Regions from separate parts of the Homo sapiens genome. Here region 2 is linked to region 1. Evidence: chromatin loops called from intact Hi-C (ENCODE). Cell type or tissue: heart right ventricle. All regions are shown on one strand. Each heading gives the region's core, and the rest is flanking DNA. Links, peaks and the distances in the headings are about the cores only.

Region 1 (10,083 bases), core at 4,409-6,908:
AAAGTAATGATTTAGACTACAAATAAATAATAAAGTAGATAAGCAGAATCAAAAGCCAGTTTTTGTAAAGAAGTAAATGAAACAGAAAAATGTCTAGTGTCTAATAAAAAAAAGCAGAAGGGTCAAATAAATATTAGGAATAAGAGGGGAACATAAGGACAAAAAATTAAAAATCATAAGAATATATAAATAACTTTGTACAAATAAATTGAAGTATAAACTGTGAACTGTATTTAAAAAAAATAACTTCCCAAAATTGACTAGAGAAGAATCAGAAATTTCCTCTGTGGTTATTGGTTTATTCTGATATTCAAGTCTGCCTACCTACAACCTACTGATGAAAATTACCAAGTTCAGATGACAAATACTCAGAATAAAAAATCCCAATAATGTGAAAACTGTTTAAGATATAGAAAAAAATGAAATGTTACTCAGCTTATTTTGTGAGGCCAGTATTGTCACAGCAAAACTCTATAGTAACAGTTAAGAAAATAAAATTTAAAGATTGATCTCCCCATGTAAACATACTACATGTCAGTAAATTAAACTCAATAGTAGATTAAAAAATACACCAAGAGCAAGAATATTTTTTCCAAGAATATAAGAACTGTTTAATATCAGGAAATGTATTAATATCTTATAAAATATTAACATAGTAGTGGAAAATTTTATCATATTATTGATGCAGAAAATGCATTAGATAAAATTTAACTAGTATTTCTGATTAAAAACACTTAGTAAACTATAAATAGTTTAGGAACATATTAAGAACTTCCTTAATACAATAATTTCGATTTCTCAAAATCCCAAGCAAATGTTATGTTTCTAAAACATTTCCATTAAAATAAGAAACAGAATAGATATTCTTAATGTGACTATCCTATTCACACTATACTGAGGTTTAGTAATGCAATATGACAGGAAAAAATTGAACATTTAAGAATTAGAATTTAAGAGAATGACTGTCATTATTTACTGCTGACATACATGTTGCTGTAGAAAACTTAAGAGAATTTACCAGTTTAGTTATTCAAAGTAGTAAGAGAGCTCAGCAAAGTTGCTGAATATATAACAATAATAACCAATAAACAATGAAATGGAAAACAGATATGAATATAATAATGTAAGAATCTAAGTTATATGAGGAACAATTTTACAAAATAGGTTCAAGAAATTTATGATGGAAATTTTAAAACATGATTATAGGATATGAAGATGATCACAAATAGAGGGATATAGTATGTCACTGGGCAGCAAGACACATTATAAAAATGTCAATTCTCCCCAGATTATTTTCTAATGTTAATGTAATTACAAATAAAATTCAGCAAGACTTTTGCCAAACTTGACCAACTAGCCCTAAAACTCATATTGAATAGCAAAAGACCAAGGGAGCTAAAAGAATCTTAAAAAGGAACAAGGTAGAGAGACTTATCTTACCAAGTAAAAAGAATATTATAAAGCTATGGTAATTAAGGGTTATGGTGTTAGTACAAGGATAGAAAAACAGTCCATCGGATCAAATAAAGATCATATAAACAGATTTGATATAGGCAAAAGATGGCATTATAAATTAGTTAATAAAGAATGACTAATTTTTTAAATAATGCTGGGATAACTGGGTTATCCATATGGAAAAAGAATAAAATAGGGTGCATGTAGGGTACCAGAACCAAAAATAATTCCAGAAGGATTAGAGATCTAAATGTAAATGGGAAATCTTTAAAACTGTTAGAAGAAAATACAGAAAGGTAAATGACCTTGGCATGTGAAAGGATTTCTTAAATGACATAAAAGCACAAATTATGAAGGAAAATATCAATAAGCCTAGTTGAGTTAATATTAAAAGCTTTATAAAAACAAATACTACTAAAGCCACAGTTAAAAGGGCACCTACAAATTGGGAAAAAATCTTTGTAATCTCTATGGCCCAAAATATGAAAATCCAGAATATTACAACAACAGCAACAACTAATACCAAAAACCAAATCAAGCCAAACAAAACTCTTCCAAAATAACAACAGCACAACAAATAACCCAACAGAAAGATGGACAAAAGATGCAAATTAGGCAACACAGAAGAGAAAATCCCAATGGCTTACAACTAAAAAAAAAAAAAAAGTTAATGAGATATTATTCAATTCCGATCAGACTGACAAAAATTTTAAAAAGTCTGACCATCACAAATGTTGTGAAGCATGTGGAGAAGCTCTCATAGATTGTTACTGAGAATATAAATTGGTACAAATACATTGGAGGGAGGTTTTACAATACCTAGTAAAGTTCAAAATGCATATTTCTTAAAGTTTAGCATTTCTACTTCTATGTATATATGTCTATAAAAATGTTAACTGTGGTCTTGTTTGTGATTGGGAAACAATTAAAATAATGTCCAACAATGAGAGAATTGATAAATAAATTTTAGTAATACATACAGAAGAATACATTTCATATAAACCAAAATATATAGCTTATGTAAAACTAATTCATGATGATAGAGGTTACAGTGGTTTTGCTTGTTCTTTACCTTTTGTTAAAACTTTGGAAAATTTCACCTTCAAGGGGCACATACAAAGGATTCTTCTTAGGTATTATAAATATTCTGCACCTTGGGTTGGGTGTTGTCACATGTATACTCATCAAGGTATACACTTAATTTGTCTAATTCACTGTATGTAACCTATAATAAAATAATAAAAAATAGGTTCAGAAACAAATGTTCCAAATTATTAAACTTCGTTTAACCTGGGTTCTGGATTCTTGTATTTCATATTATCCTTTATACTTCCATGTGTTTTAATTTTTTTTTTTTTTTAAAGACAGAGTCTCACTCTGTCCACCAGGCTGGAGTGCAATGGTGCCATCTCAGCCCACTACAACCTCCGCCTCCTGGGTACAAGCAATTCTCCTGCCTCAGCCTCCCGAGTAGCTTACAGGCACGTGCCATCATGCCTGGCTAATTTTTGTATTTTTAGTAGAGACAGGGTTCTGCCATGTTGGCCAGGCTGGTCTCGAACTCCTAACCTCAAGTGATCTGCCCACTTTGGCCTCCTAAAGTGCCGGGATTATAGGCGTGAGCCACCATGCCCAGCCTGTGTTTTAAATATTTTACATTAGAAAATGTATAAGGCAAACACCATAGATTTTCCTAACTAGAATTAATCGAGGTAAAGGAAAGCACTAGTGTCATCTTCTCTTCACTATCTCTGATAATAGAGCCCAATATTAGTAAGCACTTCACAGCCAAACATGCCTACAAAGTGATTATTTTGTTGAATCAAAAGCAAAAGTTTTCATTCACTTCTTGACTGACTATAGAATCTCAGGCTTCCTTAAGTGAGTGACCAGAGGGATATATTGTTGATATAGACAGATGCTGCCAATGCACAAAGATCATCCATTTAGGTTTTTCAGTTGATGAAGTGAGGCATGCATTGCCAGACTTTACTTACATGAATTAACAGAATCAACAGGTGATTTGGTATCAGTACTGCTATTGGCTGGCGGGTTTCACCTCTGGTTTCAGAAAAGAAAGAGATGATACCTTTTCAATGCTGCATTTCAAGTCAACCATATGAAAAGCAAAGTTTTATTCCAGTCACTTTTCTTTCTCTCACATTGTGGAAGAAAAGTGCCAGCCACTGCTACTCTAACCACTAACCATGGTACAGATGTTTGAAAAATGTGAAACAGAGAAATGAAACAAAAAGGAAACCCTCAAAAATTAAGTTTCGCATAAGTGAAAAATACAGTATTTATGTATCATAACTGCAAAAAGATCAATGGACTTTTTTCTCATGTATTAAACAAAAATAAACACAAACATTGATTTTTTGACTTAGTGTTTTGTTGAAACCAACAATTACAAGGACCAACTCAAACATGGCTAAAAGTGGGAATAAAAATAAGATTTCTTTTATCCTGATAAAAGATTTTTTATCACCAAGAACGTTACAGTATGACCTACTTAAGTGAATACTTATTAAAGAAACAGATTCATTTAAAAAACATGTTTTTAGGTAAATAGGAACGGTGCAAGTGTTTCTTTGAAATCTTACAAAAGATAAAAATTAATTGAACTAACTAAGGTTCCTTACCCTATGCAAATAAGAAACGGCTTAGAAAGAAATGTCTTCAAACTGTTGAAATGTATATTCCTTAGTTGGTGTAACCAATGTGAGGTCTCAGTTACTATAATAGCAAATGTTCTATTAGATTTAAGCACATCAGTGCAAATTATTAAAATGAGACTGTCTTTGTTTAAAATAAAGCTTTAAAAAATGTAATGTAATCTCTGAGGGAGTATTGCCTGAAATGAAAGTTTTAGGCCGAGCTCTGCCACAATCCTATTGCGCATCTTGGTTCATCTGATTAAACATCTTTGGGTCTCAAAATTCACATACATTCACATTTCTAAAGTGAGTGTGATATAAAGTCATAGCTTGATCATCAAACTCCTTTCTAGCCCTAAAATTCTACGTATCTAATGAGATTAATTTATCATGAGGTGTTTTTCTTCTTTCCTTTGTTAATTTCCTTACAATAAATAGACAAATAAATGATCAAATAAGCAAATAAATAAATATTAAAAAGACATACACACACTGATAGCTATCCATCTGAATAGGAAGAAAGACTTTTTTTTGTTTGCCATTATCTATCCCCTAATGTGTATTTAAAAAGAGAGCTCCCACAGAAAAGATTTTTATTTTTTTCTAAATCAAAAATAGTGTATCATTTATTTGCCATTTAAGTTCTACTAAGAAGGAAAACACAAAATCATTATGGAAATCCTATTAGGAACTTTAGAAAGAAAAAGCTGATGAAATTCCATTTACAATTCAAATTGTTCATTCACGTATTTCCTTTTGCAGAAACTTTAAATGCTGCCTCAAACTATCTTCACCTCTTTTTCCAGGGACAATATCCCTAACTCTGTTAAAAAAAAAAAAAGGCTCTCTTCTCACACCCTTCCCACCTGTCCTCTGAGGTAGTTGTTCCACAAAGCTAAGGTATAGATTACATCAAGAGATATTTGGGATGGGAGTAAAACATTTCACCCTGGAGACAGTAATGTGTGCAATTTGCCAAGTCTAAAAGAAAGTTAAGCCTCATCACCACTTTGGCAAGAAATGTGGTTCTCATGGATGGACAATGATTATCATTTTTACACAGAACTTTTGAAAATGAAAGTACCTGGGGCACCAGCCAGAAAATAAGTACGAGAATGCAAGTTTTTTGCGTCAATATTTAAATCAGACAAAACACTATCAGTGTACCCTTAACAGACCTGAAGCGTCTAGAAAGAATACAAGGCAGCTGACACCTTGGTGAATAAGAGCAGCTCAGTTTTATGAAAAGGCCAAAGTCTTAGGGCAAACTCTCTGTTGTTCCAAGTGCTGATATACCTATGGCATCAACAAAGGCAAAACACCATAGGGGGCAATAGGCAAGGCTTCTCTTACAGGCAAGGCTCCTGTTAAAGGCTGGGACCCTCTGGACTACACACTCGAGGAACCCCAAGTGTGGGTCCCTGAGGGGAGGAAGTTTCCTCAAACAGAACGGCGAGAGGCTGAAGTTACACAGTGTAGGAGTACTCCCTGCTGGCAGCTGAGGTTGGAAATGAACTGGTGATGTCCTAGAGAGGGCTGCTTAAATTTTCTATGAGGAGGCTAATGGAGATAACAGTGCTCTTGAGGGGACAAGAGCATGGGTCTGATTAGGTTTAGATAACTCCAGATATTATGCTGAGTGAGGAGGAGGTTAAGGGAAGCTACTGATGACAGGAACTCCAACAATTGACAAAAACTATGTGTAGAGCTGGTATATACAATTTTCATTTAAGTTTCCCATCTCATATCATTCTATAAAGCATACACAGCCGTATGTGCACATGTGTGTGGGGTTCAGAGGATGCAGGAAGAAATCTATTTCTGTGCAGTTCATTTTACCCCTGCAAGAACAATCTTTGAAACCGTCTAATGTATTCACATTTATGTTTTACAAGGAATCCCTTCCATACTTCTAATGGACCTGCCTGGTATGCCCCCTGTACCACTATACCTAATCCCTAGGCAGGTGGTCTTTGTATGGGCCTGGGGCAACCACACTGGTTTCTCCCCAGTGCTCTGCTCTGTTAGGGTTCTTCTGCATAATAAAATGAAGGTCAAAATGGCAGCCTGCTAAAAGCAGCAGTATTTCAGTTGCAGGAATAACTTGCTTGTCATCAACTTGTTAATGCAATAGTCAAACATTTCTCTGACATGTACAGTATCAGCTAACTTCAGCAGATAAAGGGTCTAGAACAGGAAGATGCTGCAGATGCTTTAGCTCGGAGGAAGGCTTAGCAGAGCCAAAACGTCAGCAGGGCCTGTTTGTTCCATACTTTCCATCGGGCTCTGTGAAAGAAATGTTAGATTACTGCAATGACAAGTTTGTGACAAGCAAGTCATTTGTGCAACTGGTGCGCTCCTGTTTTTATCTGTTTACCATTCAGACTTGTGAATGCCATTTCAAGCACTTAGAGGATTTCTGGCTCCCATTAAGGGGAAATGGTTCCTCCATGTTTAGAATTTTCTACCTCAAAGAGAATTACTAAGCAATTATTTGTTCCTGTGGTCAGTGTCACACAAAAGCACTCTTGAGTTGTTTAGCTGGACTCTGAATCATGAAATGAAGTCCTGAAGACTGGATAGCTTGGAGCATCAAAAATTTCCCATCTAGTTTATTGGAATGACTACAAAGCAAGCCTGTGAGAGACAATAAAATTATGGCCAGCTTGAAATACCTTGCCCTTTTGCTCTGGGATCATATATCAAGGCCATATGCTTCAAGCCACATAAACTCACTTGTAACAAGTAGATCCTGAGAAGCTAAGGCCTGGCGATGTCACACTGACATGTGATTTAGCATATGACTGTTTTGGTGACAAGGACCACTTTAGCTGTTGAGAAGAGAATTTCCACTGACTTCTCTCTATACCTTGTGGGTAACTATAGGGTCAATACTAATCCAGAGAACATTTTAACTGTGGTAAAATAAAGTAATATAATATCAAATTAATAACTAGGGCCATCCTCACTAGGCTGACTTTTTAATAGTGAATGGAGACCCTGGCAGATTTGAGATCAAGAATTCAAGATCCTCTCATTAGGTCCTTCACCTGAAGTTGCTGAGTTTCTTCAAGTCATTTTAACCTCCTGGGACGAAGGTAGAAAATAACAGCACATGTTCCTTTCCATCTGACATAAATGGTCTCAGGGTCAATATTACAAAAGATGAAGAGTGCCTTCAGACTCAAGAACAAGAATGATACTCTCTAAACATCATTTATTCTTTCTACAATTTTACATTTTTGCCCATTGTTGGTACTGAATTTATACATAACTCTAGGTATAACTCCCTTTTTTTTTTTTTTTTTTTTTTTTGAGATGAAGTCTCACTCTTGTCACCCAGGCTGGAGTGCAATGGTGTGATCTTGGCTCACGGCAACCTCCATCTCCCGGGTTCAAGCGATTCTCCTGCCTCAGCCTCCTGAGCAGCTGGGACTACAGGCACCCACCACCACACCCGGCTAATTTTTGTATTTTTAGTAGAGACGGGGTTTCACCATGTTGGACAGGCTGGTCTCGAACTCCTGACTACAGGTGATCTGCCCACCTCGGCCTCTCAAAGTGCTGGGATTACAGGTGTGAGCCACCGTGCCTGGCCCAATTCTAGGTATAACTCTTAAAGAACATAACAGAATGAGGCTTTGAAGCAGACACAGATGTACACTATCTGGGGAAGCAAGTCAAAGCCGGAACAGGTGGAATGTCAAGGACTAGACAAAAGTAATGATGTAAAGTGAAGCAGAGCTTAGAAAGGGCTACTAGAGAATGTTACAGAAAGCGATAATAGTACTCATTGAATAAAAATTTTATTGTGAATGATCCTGTGCCAGACACTATGTGTATTATACAATTTACATGTGTAATTTAATCATTACAATAATTCTATGGCATATGCATGCTCAATATTTTTTCAGATGTGAGAACTAAAATGTAGGGAGTTAAGTACTTCACACCATAAATATGTAAGCTGCAGAGATTTGAAACCAGTTTTCCATTGTTCCAAAGCCCATGTACTCTTAACCATAGAAGAACGAAAGTCATTTCCACTGCCTCCAGAAGCCTTTTCTCTCTTGCTTACTGGAAAACATTTCAGTCTGGAAATACAGGAATTCACTAATTTGATACAAAAGGGCCAGTGAGAAGATTCTAGCTCTATCTGTATTGCCATCCTTGTTAGGCCTCTGAGAAAGCTGAGTTTCATCAAGATGTCATTCCTTTCTCCAGGCCTGACCTATTCCTACTTTAATGCACTGGGGAAGAGGTAAGTGATTCTAACCTAATCACATATCTCCGTGCTATGAATGGAGGGTGTTTGGCGGCATCTCCTTGTGTCCATGACAATTCCTTTCTCTCTCTTCATGTGTATAGCCTTTAGTTCATCCTACTCTTTGCTCCCATATTACTTCCAGGGGGCCTTCTTTTGTCACTTGTCTGCTATTCTGTTTTAGGTGGGGGAAGGGGCGGACAGCTTTCTTACCATGACAAGGATCACTGAAACAGTCTCAACTTCAAACTTTGCACAGAATGTATCCTTTGTTCGGTCTTCTGCTTTGTTTCTCTTTAATGATAGCTTTGCCATGAGTCCCATTCGTATGTAACTCAGAGCTATGCAAATCAAGCTGGTAAGCAAGCATTTGCAGTTACTCAGTCTTAAAATGAATATGTGTCCAACCAGTGGAAACCTGAGTGAGGAATGTCTCCTGAACATTATGTGTGGAATGGCTCCTTTCCTTGATGGGTGGCAAATAATAAACTCAGTGAGATCTGCATTATATTCCCTGGTCTCTTTTAGTGTATGCTCAGAGTGGGTCACAAGAGTGGTTTTAGCTTATGTAAAATTTTTTCTTATAGTATTTCCAATTTTTTTTAACTTCTTGATGTCTCCCAAACACAGAATTCTTAATAGCTACTGAAAAATCCCCATGCCTGAAGAATCCTAAGATCCCAGGGCAAAAATATGGTAAAGAACATTAAACAACCCATGGTCTGGGTCTTAATCTGGTGCTCACAGTGATCATTCAGTCTCTGCTGCATACCACCAGGGCACGGAACTCTCCACTGTAGGATACTTCTTTCTGTTCTGTTCTTCCTTATGCTGAATCTTAATCCATATTAGTCTGTTCTCATGCTGCTATGAAGAAATACCCAAGACTGGGTAATTTATAAAGAAAAGAAGTTTATATGACTCAGTTTCGCATGGCTGGGGAAGCCTCAGGAAACTTACAATCATAGCAGAAGGCACCTCTTCACCGGGCAACAGGAGAGAGAATGAGTGCTGAGCAAAGGGGGAAAAGCCCCTTATAAAACCATCAGATCTCATGAGAACTCACTCACCATCACGAGAAAATCATGGGAGTAACTGCTTCCATGATTCAATTACTTCTCACCAGGTCCCTCCCACGACACATGAAGATTATGGGAACTACAATTCAAGATGAGATTTGGGTGAGGACACAGCCAAACCATATCATAATCTATCTTTCTAAAATCCCCCCAGTGCGTCTAGTTCTTTCTCACCCTAAATTTCAGTTCAGAGCTTCAGAAAATTATTAGTTTAATGACTCATTTAATGACAACCCTTGTGTGTATTACATACCAACAACTGGGTTTAGATTGTCCTGCCTTGTCCCTTTCTCCTCACCCAACATGATTTAAATTCCCACTCTATCCCTCTGACAAGCCGGGGAGAAATAAAAGCCAGTCACACCCATTTCTCATTTCCATTTGGATGCAGGTAGTACTGGTGGCAAAGCATTCTTAATCTCTTTGATTTTCTGTCCTATTCTGTGGAAAATCTTTCCTGACAACCTCAGGCATCTTTGATTGATATGGCTATTTATAGATTGACCATTTAATTTATTGTCCAAGCAGGGACACTTTTGACAGTGAAAGGGCCTTATAAATAATTATACCAAGACTACAGACTTAAACAAGAACTTTCCCAGGCAAACTTACATAACACCTTGCATAT
Region 2 (10,083 bases), core at 5,033-7,532, 190 kb before region 1:
GCCAGGAGGGAATGATAATGCACATGGTGTGCACTGCAGCCGGGAAGTTGAGAACCGCTGTGGGCACCTCAGGACTGAGTCTGGTTACCCTGCTGATCCAAGAAATGAAGCCATCTAAAATTTTGCCTGCTTTCACAATTTTCTGTGTGTGTGTGTGTGTATTAAACAAAGTGAACTAAGAAGCCTTTTATTGGAGACATAATGTACTCACAGTAGTTTCAAAATCAATGGTGTCACTCTTCAGGTAAATTACTCCAAGGCTTGGGCCTAGTGCAGATGTTCATTGGGGCAGGGAGCAGAGAGCGGCTGCATCTAGATCAGACAAAAAACAAAAATAAGGTTGTTAAATGAACAGGTGATGGTGATGGCAATTATTTATTTTGATAGGAAAGAACTTTGGGACTTGAGTGAGAGGTTGGTTGTTTGGTTCTACATCTTTGCACCAGAGAATGGCGAGGTACGGAAGGGAGAATGGAGAGGATGTTGTCCAGGCTCCATTTTCAGTGCTTTCACCTAACTGCCTGTGCAGCCTGGGACATCAACAGTACCCTGTCAGTGCGGGCGGAGCTGATTTTGTGGTTCTGACTTAGAAGCTGAGTTGTGGGTGACAGTGGGGGAAGGAAGTAGAAACAGTGTCCTTCAACCTTCCCACAGTTGATTCTTCTAGTATCCTTTTCTTTTTTTTTTCATTTATTATATTTATTTATTTTTTATTCACACATAAAAATTGTATATATTTATGGTATAAAACATGTTTTGATACATGTATACATTGTGGAATGGCTAAATCAAACTAATTAAAATATGCATTACCGGCTGGGTGTGCTGGCTCACACCTGTAATCCCAGCACTTTGGGAGGCCGAGGTGTGAGGATCACGAGGTCAGGAGATCGAGACCATCCCAGCCAACACAGTGAAACCCCGTCTCTACTAAAATGCAAAAAAATTAGCCAGGCGTGATGGCGCACGCCTGTAGTCCCAGCTACTCAGGAGGCTGAGGCAGGGGAATCGCTTGAACCCGGGAGGCGGAGGTTGCAGTGAGCCGAGATTGCACCACTGCACTCCAGCCTGGCAACAGAGCAAGAGTCCATCTCAAAAAAAAAAAAAAAAAAAAAAGAATTACCTCATGTATTTATCACTTTTTCATGGTGAGAACACGTAAAACCTACTCTCAGTAATTTTCAATATATACTACATTCTTATTAACGATAGTCATGAGGATGTACAGTACATCTCTGGAGTTATTCCTCCTGTCTAACCGAAATTTTGTGTCCTTTGACTGATGTCTCCTCAGCGTCTGGCAGCCACCATTCTAATTTTTGCTTCTATAAATTAAGCTTTTATAGATTCCCCATATAAGTGAGGTCACGTGGTATTTGTTTTTCTGTGCCTGGCTTTTCTAGTACAAAAAAAAGCCTATTTTTTCCCCATATATCATGGATGACCTCTAGATTCATCCATGTTCTTGCAAATGACAAGATTTCCTTCTTTTTGAAGGCTGAATAGTGTTCCATTGTGTACTTTTACCACATTTCTGATATTCTTGATTTCATTTCAGTCTCTCTCTTTATTGCTTAGTTCTTAATGTATTCTAGTGACACCCATTGATCTGGGCATGTTCTGAGCATTCCCTCTGTCCTTCACTGCAAAGGCTCCATTTTCTTCCATAGGCTCTAACCCTGAGGACACCGAATTACCCTATTTTTTCCCCTATACCTCAGTCTGCTATTCTGCCTTCTTCACTGGCTTATTTTCTTTCTTCTGTTCTCTAAATGTAGACATTCCTCTAGATCCTCTCCTCAGGCTTTGTCTACCCCAGTCCTCCCTGACCTCAACAATCACTTCTCCATGGAGAGCATCCACATTGCTATCTTTAGTTCTAGCTTTTCTACAGAGCTGCACACCCACATTCTAAATAACAGCTGGTTATTGGTTCATTCGTTCCTTTGTCCATTCATTCAGTGTTTATATAGCATCTATGAGGCACCTGGATGAATACAACAGGGTCTCTAACTTTGAGAAGTTCACATCGCCATCAAATACTACACAGGCTTTTCTAATTCAGAAAGTTTAGAACTTAATTCATTGTCTTTCCTTTAAAATCTGTTCCTTCTCTAGACGTCCCATTTCCTGCCATTGGTATTCTCTTCATCCAGTTACGTGGGCCTACAGCTGGGGAGTCATCTTCAATTCTTCCGTTTTTTTTTTCTTCCTATATCCAATTAGCTACCCAATCCTGTAGATTCTACTCTGATTGTGATTCCTGAATCAATACCTGTTTTCTATACCAGCCCCTATTTCTCCCTTTGCTACCTACTGTGAGGACATCTATGAAAAGCTCCTGACTGGTTTCACTTTTCCAGTTTTTCTTTACCTCTTGTCCATCCTTCACACAAACATTACATTAATTTTTCTAAAGTGCCCTTCTAAACATATCACTTCTTTGCTTACAGTCCTCCTTGCTTATTGGATTAAATTCAAACTTCTCAGTTTGGTATTCAAAGCTGCTACAATGTAGCCCAATCTAGTTTCTCACTCTTATCTCTACACTCCATTCTACGCTCCAGCAAAGTCCTACTCTTTCCTACCATGTTCATGGTATTTCTTCCTTTCTTTCAATGTCTACATGTAGCTTCTTCAAGGGCCATCCAAATGCCACCTCATTTATGAAGCATTTCACAAAGGAGAGTGCCCTTCTTAAATATTATTAGCACATTCTGTACTACTCCCTTTGCATATTCTACCAATTAGAATGGTTATTTGTGTAATTTGTCTTCCTTCTTCATAAGCCCTTTGAAAGCTGAGACAATTTTTACTCTGAGTACCCTATAGTGGGCCATGACTTCTTGCACGTTAAGTTTGCACTAGGCTGATAATCTGCTGAACTGAATTTAAAAAGAATAAACCCTCTTGCCTTGAGTCATAGAAACGGGGACTAAATTGAAAAGACCTAAAAGCTCATCTGCTTCAACCCCCTCATTTTTCAGACGAAGAGATGAAGGGAACTGACTTGCTCAAGGTCGCATCCTTGTTAGTGGCTGGGCAAGGATAACAGACATAAAAGGCCACAGACTAATATTTATCAGTGCTTACTTGGCACCAATAGGCCCAACAGATCATCAGTAATGACAAGACCAGAGAGAGGGAGGTTGGGGTGTGTAACCTGCAAAAATATATTGTGTTCCAAAATATAACAAATTTGCTTCATTTATTTGCTTCAACAAACCGAACTAATAAATATGTTTTATAGTTAAATGTTGTCTAAAAAATGAGGGTGGATTTAAAAAACAAGGAAGCAAAGTTTTCTAACATTACCAGCAGAAATAATTATGACAATACTGTCAACACCACTGGGGAGGAGGTGCGGATGGTTAATGGGTACAAAAAATAGAAAGAATGAATACGACCTACTATTTGATAGCACAACAGAGTGACTATAGTCAATAATAACTTAATCGTACATTTTAAAATAACTAAAAGAGGGTAATTGGATTGTTTGTAACACAAAAGATAAATGCTTAAGAGGATATATGCCCCGTTCTCCATGATGGGATTATTTCACACGGCATGCCTATATCAAAACATCTCATGTACCCCAGAAATATATACACCTACTATGTACCCACAAAAATTAAAAACAAATAAAATGTTAAAAATACCACTGGGGTGATAAACTCAGGCTGAAAATAAGAATAAAGAAATTTCTCATGCTTTGGAAAAGCTGTGTGTTCAGCTGGAGTTCTTGGTGAAAACATGCAGTAATTCCGTGGTTAAATTCATTACTTTGTAGAAACAAACTATTGGCAATCTGCTATTATGCCACATTAACACTTCTTTTTCCACCTAGCTTAGCCTAGTACTCATTCTCTAGGTTTGTTTAAATGTTTACTTGTTTTTCTTTCCTTATATTACTAATTTACTTGTAGAAATGCATAGACAATTGCCTCTGAGTCTGTTCAAATTTTCTTGCCTTGTTCTTCTCTTGTAGTAGAGGAAACATTAGTTGTTTCTCTTCTCTATCCTTATCCTCAAACAGAATCATTTTCTCTCACCCAAAGATGAAAAGCCCAACAAAACATGCTGTGGGGATAATAGTGTTTACCTAGGTGAGGAAAACAGACTTTTCCAGGGAATCTCAGTAATTATTACTTGGCCAGAAAAGCTCAGCTCTTAAATGTTAGCTCCAATACTACAAGACCTCATCTGCATCTCCCAGGTGAGCGCTTGACTCACTGTTACTCACCAGAGGAAAACCTTGGTAGGTAGCATTAATCAAACTCTTTTTGGCCAGTATGGTGGAGCCATGCTACGCATTGAGACATCCATTAAATAGCATCACCCCAGCAGCCACACAAACAGCAAAATGGGCTCAAGAGCTCTTCATTGTTCTTTCTAACCCATCATAAGGCTGGACAGATTATTGACACTTCACCAGATAGAACTTACTTCTCCTTTTGCCCCCTGGCAACTACATTAAAATCATAAAGGAAATCACTCATCAATAGTACATTGCAGTGAAAAATTATCTGGCAAATTTACAAATCCTTTGTGTAATTATATAAATGTACATTTTAAATATATCTAAAATCTGATTTACATTGTGCATTTTATAATTAATACAACCATAGTATGTCTGTCCTTTAATTAAATCCTTCTTTCTCAGTCCCACATCCTGCTGCTATAATCTTACTTTCATTTTTGGCAAAGTGTCACCTAGCTCCATCTTCTTTCCCCTTTTGCCTTAGTACACACCTGAGCGTCTATTAATCAGAACCACTGCATGGTGTGTCATGTTTTATTGCTTAAAGGGTGGTTACACTCTAAAAAAGATTCGGTGAGAATGACTTCATGGGGTTTCACATTTATTCTCTTTTAATGACTTTCATATCCAGTGTACTCGGTTTTTAAGTCAAAAGATAATTTTGAGGGGCTGCTGATGCCACAAATTCTCCCTAGAACCTGAAAATCCAGCTGTTGTCTCTGCTTCTTACATCATCACTGTAATAAAGAATCTGCTCTTGGAACCCAGCTGGCAAGTTTCTTGATGGTGTCAGAGGCGAACAGACAGTAGGTCACTTCTCTACAGCCCGTTTCATTGTTGGCGTTTCTGCAGATCTGTCTTGGAAGCCCTTAGAGAGCAGAGCTGTTATGAAATACACTGCCACATATCAATGTAAGGAACTTTCTGCAGATGTCTACTTTGAGTATGGCCTGTCCCAGTCCTAGGAAATCACACCACATCGTTCTAAAATTATAGATGGGGGGTTCATGATTAAAGTTTACAAGAAAGGTAATAGTAACAATAACAGCTAGCATTTATTGGATGTCTAAATTTTATCAGGGACTGCACCAGGCATTTTTATAAATGAGTATGTTCTTGTTTAACCCTCATAGCAATGCTATGGTGTATGTTTTAGTATACCCATTTTACAGATAAGGAAAAGTGAGACTTAATGGGCTTACGTAACAGGTCGAAGTTTAGAAAGCTACTGGATAGTGAGGCCAGAATCCAAACCCAGATCTCTCTGAGTCTAAATCTGTACTCTTTTCACTATATAACAACTGTTCCAATGCAGCATGGACACGGGACACATTTCTAGTTCCCGCTGTGATCACAGTACAAGGAAGATGCTTATTTCCACGATGGTTCAGAGCCACTGGAAAGATCTGGGAGCACAGACTCCAGGAGAAGGAACTATTTCAGAAACTGCCAATAAGTATAGTCCCTTCCCTCCTCCTTTCTAATTGCAGATGAGAATGTCCTCTAACAGTCTTCTCAAACTCTAATGAACAAACGAATCACCCAGGGCTTCTGATTCAGCATGTCTGGGGTGGAGCTTGTGATCCTGCATTTCTGAGAAGCTCCCAGGTGATGCTGATGCTACTGGTCTGGGACCACAGGTCTTATTTCTGACACTCTCCTTTCTACTAGGGTTGTTTTTGAAGGAGCAGTTCAAGCCAAATAACTTGGCTAACAGTTCACACAGCCAGCCGACTGGCTTCTGATTCTAGGCCAGTTTGTCAGGTCATCAGGCATTACACAGAATTCAAGGAGTTCTTAGCATAGAGCACACTGTCAAAAAATTGTTTTTAGATCCCCAAGGGTTTTCCCCTCTCTCTGGAAATTCAAAATGATAATGTCTCTAACATGTAAAGTTCCTATTTTTTTACATTATTGTTATTTTTAACAATAATTATCTGGTAATAATTCAAATAACACCTTCCCTCTGAGAAATTCAATGAGCTTTACTAACCTTAATTGTCTAACAGCAATTCCCAGGTGAAGATAAAGCTGTCTCAAAGATCATAGTAAATTTAAAATTGTTCCACTTCCCTCGTTTCTTTGCCCCAAATGTAGTGGTGAGTTAGTGGGGACGGGTTACTAATTGGCAAAGGCCCACTATCATAATTTGAGGCACAGCAAATTTCATAAAAAGGATACATCTAAGAAATATTTAGCAGAGAGGTCATTGTGGGGAATACAATGTTAGAAAAAAAAGAGTTAGAAAGTGTAAGATAAGAAAAGAGAAAGCAAAATCAGGACTAGCTGATGACCTCCGATGAGACATTTAACCTCTAGGTGGCTCAGCTTTTCTATCTGCAAAAAGAGGAGGTTGGTTTTATGATTTTTAAGGTCCCTTAAAACTCTAATAGTCCCCTGAGAAGGAAGATGTGGGAATTAAGTAGCTCATCAACCTGTTAAACCATTAAACATGTTAAGGAAGTCTATTTGACTTTTAACTTTTTAGCTAATTACCCGAAACAAATTCCCAAGTCTACGTCACCAGCCCCACCTCTCTGGAAAGTGGTGAGAAAACCATTTAATGAATAAGGCACCAAAGACATCACGGCCAGATAAACTAATCAGGAACACCATCGTCAGCTTACTGATGCTGTGATAACTATTTTACTTTTTAGGTTTTAGTTCCTTAATTAACCACTAGTTAATACCCATGTCCATAAGAAACACCTCTGATGGCTTGAAGACCCCTGGGATGGCCCTGCCAACACAAGGTGGAATCACAATCCCACTGTTTGTCACATTAAATCTATGTTAATTTTCTCCATAGAGACCTCTTGATTCCTCTTTGACAGTTCATAAACTCTGTTAATATAAGTTGCACATCCCATGCCATGAGCGTTAGCATTATCAGATACAGTTGATTCTTGTTTAAAATAAGAGATCTTTTGGATCAGAGTACATGTAAACACACACACCCACACACCCACACACACAATCATGAATTTCTGGTATTAATGAATCTGGCCTGGTGATGGGAACCCCTCTATTATGTCACCGGATACTGGAACCTTCTTATCCAGAAAGCCTGCCACAGGTCATGTTAATAAGATCGTTTTAAACTTTGTAATGAGAATTCTAACATGAGCATGATTTATGACACAGCATTTTATTTGGTATTATCAGAGTTTCCTATACCTTACCTCTTACAGTGAGTATGTGTTCTGAATTAACCATTATAGTTTGTGGTAAATGGAAAAAAAGGTACAGAGAAACATCACAGTGGCATTACTCCAGATAACACACTCTGTCACTGTTCCCAAAGTGAACATCATTTCCCTCTTCCTGCTCCCATCACTTCAATAGTAACTTTGGCTATTACTGACTAAATGCTTACCGTGTGGCAGGCATTGAGCCTTTTCACAGATAACTTTATTTTCTTACAATTACTCTTTGAAGTTGGGAATTATATTCCCATTTTATAGACGAAGGAGGTGAAACTGATACTCAGGAAAGGTACAGTTATTGGTCATCAGTCATGAAGGCAGAGGGTAGCAAAGCAGAGTTAAGGGCCAGGTTCTAACCACATGTTCTAGAGCTTAACCTATACCAGGCTCACAATCACCAAACCACTGATCTGCCTTCATTCCACTCCTCTTCATTTGTGATCCCCACCATTGGCTTAGGCTAGATTCTTCTTCATGGCTCTCTCATGTCTTCTTGAATATTTCTTGAAATTTCTCAAAACCTTCTACACTTGATTTATGTTTTCCCTCCCTGTATTAATAATTTAATCCAAAAACTCATTAACACTTCTTTTCAACAGACTTTATCACCCCTTTTCTTAGCTCTCATACTCCTTCTAAATTACTCTTTTGAGGCCTCACATTTGACATCAGATGTTCCACACCCAGCTATTGAACTCACTTTCCCAGAAGCCCAAGGAACCTATTGTTTTCAGCTGGTTCATTAGTAGGCCCCAGTTGGCCTTACCAGATGTATTTGTCCAGTTTGATCTTGCCCCATGATCAACCATTTCAACACTGTCCTCAGTAACCATGCAGATTTCCTTCCTTTTCTAACTTTCTATGTGCAGTGCCTCCTTTTACATTCATCAACTGTGAATCTGTATCACCATTCTCCATTTGCTCCCACTCTCAGAACAAAAGGCTACACATGCATGCTACCTGGACCTATGCTCCTGCCCACTGTTTCCAGGTACAACCTATGGCAGTTTTTCTTAGTTTGTTCTCCTTTATGAAGTCCCATTCTCTTTTTCAGTTGATGAGCTAGCATCCTAGTTTAATAAAAGGATCTACACCATGCAGTGTGGTAAGCTTATTAGCTCTCATCTCCTCTAATATCTCTGAATTTTCATTATTTTATTTCCTCAGGATATATCTTTTCCCATGTTCCCTTCGTATCTTGAAGGTTATTCTCTCTACTTCTCTTTATCTTCCTTTGGTTTCATCAGGGATACTTTCTCTGTAGCTGATAGCATATCAATTTCTAATAGTACTAGATTAATCATCACCACATACCTTTTTTTTTTTTGTCCCGCATTCAACTCCTGCCCTTCAAAAATCTTTTCAGATGGTGTATCTTAAAGTGTGTTTCATACTGGAACTTCAAGATGCATCTCAAAAAAAGTTCCTCAGTCAAGTAAGTTTAGGAAACACTGAAAACTATATATTCTATTTTCAAACTCGCAAGTGTACACAGGATATTAAGGTGCTGGAAGCCTAATCTTTGTCCAGGCTTACCGGATTACAGACTCCCCCATCCCCCTTTTTAATGGAACACTTATTTAACCTCAGAATATGCTTCGGGAAAAGATGCTTTAAGGGATTCCCCTGGTTCCAAACTCTTAAGCCTGGGCTCGGAAATTCACTGACTCCCTATCAAATGAGTCCTCTCAGATTTCCTTTCCATTAATACTCCACATGGTCTAAACTGGTTAACTTATAGGGTGTCAGAAAGACTAAGCACATTTCTATCTCTGAGCTACTGTATATACCAGTTTGGCTGCTTGGAATACCTTTATCACCTTTCAAAAAATTATATAGGACTTTTTTCTCCTTCAGGGTCCATATATAAAAATGTATCCTTTATGAAATTTTCCCTTGTGAAGACTGCTTTAGCCCATAATGTTTTCTGCCACTTTTTAAGTACTTCAATAAATGGTTATGGTTTACTGCCTGTTTGCTATATTATTAGCGAGGGTGTACATCCTCTTGGGTAGGAACCTTGTTTTATACACTACAGAGACCCCAGCTTTTTGAGCACAGTAGGATGTTATAACCATGTCATCGGTTAATATAAACAGAAATGGATGGCATTAAGACATGATGGTTTAAAACCCAATTTCTGTAGCTATTGGAATAGTTTAAGATGCTAACAGCCCAGGTGAAATGTTCCATCACAATATTGGGAAGAAACACTACCCGCCATCACTGCCATTGCCCTGAAAATGATACCATGTGTGTCTAAGGATGTGGATAAAGGCTAGATACAGAAGAGCAAAGGCAGCTCCGTTCTTAGGTGAAAGTAAGAATTTGCATTAGTTAACACCAAATGGCGATAAGATTAAAATAATCTAGGAACATCAAGTGATCCATGAAAGGAATCACTGGAATATACCAATGGTAAAATTACCATTCATAATCATTAAATCATGGTAACTTGATGAAAAGAAAAAGGATATTTTCCTACTTAAGGAAGTCAGGGTAAGTATTGTCTGAGGTTCCACTGTGTGCTATTGTGCCTGGTATACAGAATGTGTAGCAACTATTTACAGAATCTGCTACTGCCTTCTAGTCACATTCCAAATTCTATCTCTTTGA

What was found. Hi-C counts contacts between places; a loop is a spot of excess contacts. Peaks named below come from ENCODE experiments on the same cell type or tissue, not always from the same donor. Only the 100,000 strongest peaks of a DNase experiment are listed, where the experiment ranks them.
Region 2: a loop joins it to region 1, with 1.9 times the contacts of the local background. A loop is called at or near these places in 13 of 110 quality-filtered maps.

The regions. Positions count from the first base shown.
Region 1 is chr3:114,579,587-114,589,669 of GRCh38, forward strand. All of the region lies in intron 6 of ZBTB20 (zinc finger and BTB domain containing 20), which reads right to left. Among named protein-coding and RNA genes, the nearest start is that of ZBTB20-AS5, 130 kb to the left of the region's middle. In heart right ventricle, for the core only: a CTCF peak has its summit at 5,605 (motif pointing left); a DNase peak (open chromatin) is centred at 5,553; H3K4me3 peaks cover 757 bases; H3K27ac peaks cover 2,500 bases.
Region 2 is chr3:114,388,794-114,398,876 of GRCh38, forward strand. ZBTB20 (zinc finger and BTB domain containing 20) reads right to left here. Exons shown (of 12, transcript NM_001348800.3): 8 at 212-312. It overlaps ZBTB20-AS1 (ZBTB20 antisense RNA 1), which reads left to right. Exons shown (of 9, transcript NR_038993.1): 9 at 1-185. Among named protein-coding and RNA genes, the nearest start is that of ZBTB20-AS1, 42 kb to the left of the region's middle. In heart right ventricle, for the core only: no CTCF peak of the experiment used is centred there; no DNase peak of the experiment used is centred there; H3K27ac peaks cover 1,275 bases.